2 separate regions of the Homo sapiens genome follow, and region 2 is linked to region 1. Evidence: read pairs that join two places in POLR2A ChIA-PET (ENCODE). Cell type or tissue: Panc1. All regions are shown on one strand. Each heading gives the region's core, and the rest is flanking DNA. Links, peaks and the distances in the headings are about the cores only.

The links. ChIA-PET counts read pairs that join two places held together with the same protein. Peaks named below come from ENCODE experiments on the same cell type or tissue, not always from the same donor. Only the 100,000 strongest peaks of a DNase experiment are listed, where the experiment ranks them.
Region 2: POLR2A ChIA-PET joins it to region 1 with 7 read pairs; 1 of 35 experiments calls an interaction of 5 or more read pairs at or near these places.

The regions. Positions count from the first base shown.
Region 1 is chr5:93,285,709-93,288,641 of GRCh38, forward strand. No RefSeq gene overlaps it. Among named protein-coding and RNA genes, the nearest start is that of NR2F1-AS1, 290 kb to the right of the region's middle. In Panc1, for the core only: no CTCF peak of the experiment used is centred there; no DNase peak of the experiment used is centred there; H3K27ac peaks cover 114 bases.
Region 2 is chr5:92,427,690-92,430,622 of GRCh38, forward strand. All of the region lies in intron 3 of LOC105379080 (a long non-coding RNA gene), which reads left to right. Among named protein-coding and RNA genes, the nearest start is that of LINC02058, 510 kb to the right of the region's middle. In Panc1, for the core only: no CTCF peak of the experiment used is centred there; no DNase peak of the experiment used is centred there; H3K27ac peaks cover 345 bases.

The sequences.
Region 1 (2,933 bases), core at 300-2,799:
CTTTAGAAGTAACTGATTCTAAAAGGTGACAATCCTCTCTGAGGATAAACAGGACACATGAATTGTTTTGCCTTTGGCAGAACATGGGGGAAAGAGGCGGCAAACATAAAAGTGGGTGAGAAGAAAGCTAAAATTTTAACAAATTTTTAAAGGCCTAATGTGGGCTAACATGAAAGCTTGGAATCCTGGGAGCTCTAGATAGAAGAGGAGTCTGCACTTACTTGGAAGCTCTTTTCCATACCAGATACTCCTGAGAAAGCTTTGGAGCAAAGCAGAAAATCTGCAGGAGGTCACCCTTGGTGGAGTAGAGGCCCCAAACCCTCAGCAACTTATTTCATAGAAAGCAAAAGCATTCAGTCTCTAGACGAGGGACAGGAAACCCTGCCCCCTCTCAGGGCCCAGGCAAAGATCCACTGTTTGTCTCTAGGAGAGGTGTCCAAAATGCCCTTGTCCCATGTCCCAGGCAAAAAAAAAAAAAAGAAGAAGAAGAAGAAACTTCTCACTAATGAAAAGGTAGAAACATAGAAACAAAAGTTGTCTGCCCCTAACAAAGAGACAAGAAACTGCCCCCACAAATGCCATGATCAGGTATATTGAACTAAGTAAAGCCCACTAAGGGAAGGGTACCATCCTTTCCACTGGCTCCAGGCAAAAGTACACTACCACTGAAGGAGAAATAGAAGTAAAACCTGTATGTCCCTAAGAGAGAGGCATAAAATCTGCTCTGGCTCAGATTTTTGTGCTCATACAATGGTGAGATCTGCTACCACTGGAGGAGGGGCAGCAAATTCTTTTTCCCAAGACCTCCTCTGATACAAAGCAGAGTGAGAAGCCCCACACTGAGGTACAAGAACACAAGACTTGCCTAAGAATGAGGATGGACCAGTAGAACCAAGAATTTGCTGTTTCTACCACAAATCTCATATTAAATAACAAGAATAGCAGTCTTCCATTAAAGGAGCGGAAAGAATACAATAGGAGACACTCTATGGCACAGGGGGGCGAGGCCTGTTAAAAGCTGCTAGTAGAGCAGGAACAGTAATGAAAACTCTCCAGATTCTGGGTCCCCTATAAACAAGGTAGAAGAAGCTCGATGCTGGAGGAATTGAGACTGTGTTGCACTGCAGACAGCTAACTATAGCAGCAACAAAAATCAAACTTTATTTCTGATTGATTAAACCTCCCATACTAATGTTCTGACTGAAAAAGAGATATGCCCATTTCTAAATATAAATACTGATGACCTCACTGTGTGTTTTCCTGCATACCATATTCAGCATTCAGTTTAAAAATACAAGACATAAAAAAGCAAGGAAAGAAATCCCACTGTCAAGAGGTAAAGTCATTAACAGAACCAGACCTAGAGATGACCCAAATATTGGAACTACTAGATAAGGACTTTATAATAATGTGATTATTATGTTAAAGGATCTAGTAGGAAAAGTAAGCAATATTTACAAATAGATGGGAATCCCAGCAGAGAGACGGAAATTATTTTTTAAACCAACTAGAAATGCTAAGATAACAACATGGCAACAGAAATGAAGACTGCCTTCAACAGTTCTATCAGCAAACTGGACATAGCAGAGGAAATAATCAGTGAACTTGAAGACGGACCAATAGAAATTATCCGAACTAAAACACAAAGAGAAAAAATAGAGTGAAAAACAGAAAAAAACAAAAACAGAAGAAATATCTAAAGAGATAATGGCTAAGAATTATCCAAAGCTAAAAAATTACAACAAATTGTAGATCCAAGAATATTAGAGATCCCCAAGCAGAATGAAAAAAAAAAGAAAGAGAGAAAGAGAAGGAGGGAGGGAGGGAGGGAAGAGGAAAAAAGGAGAGAAAGAAAGGAGTGAGGGAGTGAATACATAGATACATTATAGGTCAAATTGTTGAAAATCAAAGATAAAGTCTTGAGGGTATTTAGAGGAAAAAAATAAATTATATGCTGGGAAACAATATCAACACACTTTTCTTTAGAAACTGTGATCATCAGAAGAAAACAATATGCTATCTTTTAAGTACTAAAAAATTTTTTAAGCCAACCCGGAATTCTATATCCAGGGAAATAACTTCCAAAAATGAAAGAGAAATAAAGCCTCTTTCCTATAAACAAAAAAATGAGAAACTTCATTGCCAGCAAACCTACACTATAATAAAGGTTAAAAGAAGTTTCTCCAATAAAAGTAATATGATACCAGATACAAATTTGGACCTACACAAAGGAATGAAAAGTGCTAAAAAGTAGTAAATATACACACTTTTTAAATTTTATAATTTCTTTCAAAGATAACTGACTGAATAAAGCAAAAATATTAACAACGTATTATGGGATTTACCAATATATGTAAAAGTGAAACATATGACAATGATAGTGCAAAGAATTGAAGAGAGGAAATAGAAGTTATTGTTTAAGTTCTTACACTATTATACAATAGTATAATATTATTTGGATGTAGATTTTGAAAGTTAATGATGCTACTACTTTTCAATAAACTCTTCACGAGATGCTGTTATCATTCTGCAGGATAGTCCCATCTGTCTTATTCCTATGCCTGGACATTTTTGCTTTGACCTTAGAAATTTCCCCAAATCTTGGGTTTCTTTAGTTTCACACTCACTATATAATGTTGGGGAAAATGTTTTTTTAATGTTGATAGACTTTTTATCCTCTGGACCTATTTCAAGTTTCAATGAAAAGATGGCCCGGAAACCAAATATAGCAAAGAAAAAAGTCCAGAGTGGTCCCAGCAACAGAGAATAGGAGAAAATCAAGACAGGTCGGTACCTCCAAAACTTCCTTCTGTGGACTATAAATGTACATCCTGGCAGATTGCTGACGTATTGTGACAGGAGCAGTGTGTTGGTTTGCTAGGGCTGCCATAATGAAGTACCACAGACTAGATGGTTTAAACAACAGAAGTTTA
Region 2 (2,933 bases), core at 277-2,776, 860 kb before region 1:
TTATTGAACAATTGAATTATCTATTAGTTCCAGACAACCAGAGAGTTAACTATTGATCTTGATGTTTTTTTAAGTTGCTTGTCAGTCAAGGCTACATCCTTTATGCAACATTTTTTTCTCCAGAATGTGCTTCAATTTTCTAAATGAGACACAGTCTTTGCTTTCTAATTCACTGAAAAGAAAGAGCCCACTCAATATATGTCCTCTTATCTCAGGATACTTCTGTTATTGTTCTCATTTTTTATTACTTCTTAACCAGCATAAAAGAATGTGTGTATGTAAACACGTTCCAATTGTGGAAGGTAATACACACCTTAGATTCCATACCTTTATAATTCTTTACTCTCCTTCTTCATTTAGTTTCTCCTTTTCTCCCTTCAAATATACAAAACCTCATTCTGCAAAATTATTTTATTTAGTACTCTTGAAGTTTTTTTTCCTTTTAATTATCAAACTTTTCATATGTGTGGTTCATAACCTCAGGTTTCACTTTCTTTCAAGCTAATCCTTTATTAACTCTCTGAAATGCATTTTTCATTCTTACCACTCAGCTAAAATGACAATTCCAATTTTGACAACAGTAGTCTTTTTATTCCATAATAATAATAATAATAATAATAACAGTCTCTCTATTGTCATGCTTTCTGACACTACTGTCAAAGTTGGTTACCGATTTCATCTAAAAATTTTCTCCTGTCAGGGGTATCTAGAATAGTTTCTTGTTTTACTTGAAATAAATATTCAAGTTAGATGGTTTCTTCTCCATCCTGTGAGGGTTTCCATGTTGCTCCTTTTTTTGAAGCATGAATCAGCTAGACTAATTAAGATGCCATCGAAAGAAAGATTTAGGATTGTGTTCTCTGACCATGGAGCGGACGCCTTAACAGGAACCAAGTGTCAAAAGGGATGGTAAGGCCAGATGCATTAACATGCATCACATTTCAGTGAATTTCTGGCATATACCCTGAATGAAAGAGAGCACCCATACACAACACCACGTGAGCCTTTTATTTTATTAATTTATTTTTGCTGCAGGGTGAACCCTGACTTCATTTCTATTCCTCTTACTGCCAAATAAATATCACTCACAACCTCAAAAAATGTTTTACAGAAGTAATAAGAATATTGCATCAAAAAATAAAGAATTTATGAACAGGTTTTTTATGCTCCATCTCTCCAGAAAGAGAAAAGTCAACTGCATATATAGTAAACATTTTTAAACTTTTGTTTATAATTGGCATATAATTGTACATATTTATGGGTAGAGTGTGATGTCTCAATACATGTATACATTGTATACAATTCAAACCAAGGTATTTAGCATACTCATAGTCTCATGCATTTGTCATTTATTTGTGGTGAGAACATTCAAAGTCTTCTCTTATAGCTATTTTGAAATATACAATATGATATTGTTAACCATAGTCATCCTACTGTGAAATAGAACACTGGAACTTATACTTCCTATCCAACTGTAATTTAGTACCCATTGAGCAGTCTTGAAAAACTTTCAAAACACTTCATTCTGAAGATTCGATGCAGGTTTATCTTGATCTACAATTTCCTATTTAAATACAGATTGAAAAGGAATGTTTGTTACCTACACTTCTGAATCACAGTACCTTACTTTTCAATGGCATCCTTGACGTAGCTTAAGAAACTAAATTCAGATGCCAAGACCATACTCTCCACATGTGTGTGAGCATGCACACACACACACACACACACAGATATGTTGACATGTTTACTAGGAAACCAAAAAAATAAATAACCCTTTTTGCTCCCATAGAAGGATGTAGAGTCATTTCCATGATTTTGAAAACTCAAGCCATCAAAATGAGATATCCTGAACAAAAGGAGAAAAACACAACCTCGGCAATATATGATGTTCACTTTCATTTAATAGAGTTAATATAAATCTTTGCAGCTGTATTCCTAAAAAAATGAAATTAAAACTATCAAACTTTTGATATCCCTCATGTGACAGTGACCCCTTTTGGCCTTGCAGTTCTCTCCTACTCTTACCTTACTTTTACATATCCTTGAACATAATAAGCCTCCCACCACTAATGTTATAAAGTAGTAATTGTTCCTAATTGGTAGGGAGGCGACAGACCATTCTGGTAATGTTGTGAAACTATAAGAAAGGAGGAGTGAGAACATTCACGGGCCCAGCAGTAATTATCCACTAATTTGGCCTGTTTGTGTGGGGACAGCTCATTATAGCCCTTAAGAAACCTCAGAATAAAGAGGGAAAGTAGGTAGGAGGCAAGGTTAAATAATTAGTGTTCGGCAGATTTTTTTTTAAGATTCAAAGAATAGGATTAAGGGTGGGAAATGTGACCAGAGTAACAATTAAGAAATGGTAGAATATTCTGAACTAAGTGGGTTTTATGTTTTTGTGGGAGTAGGGGTATATAAGAATCCTATATTATGGCATAAAAAATGATGTGTCACTTTTATTACACTTTTTCAATTATAGCCCTGATCATCCCCTTACATTTTATAGTGCCAATCTCATCTTAACAGGAGATTTATTCTCATGAGTCTTAAAAGATTTTCACAGTTTTCATAAAATAATGTATAAAGTTTTTATATCATCTTATCTTTAACATTTGTAGATTTGTTTTGGGAGTTGGAAACACATACTTGTATGCACACACATGAGGAGGAGCATAATACAGACTTTGCAAATAAATAATTATTCAACTGCAACTCTGTTAGCAAACTTGAACTCCTAGATTTCTCACCTATTTATATCTGATACCTCTATTTTAAAAGTATGTATGCTTACTCTTGCTTTTATATGAATATGTACATATATACATTCACAGACATATACATACACATGTTTGGTAAATAATTTGTATAGAGTCTTTCAAAGATTTTCTAACAGCATCATTTTCAACAGTCTTTTCTAATAAGTAATATTT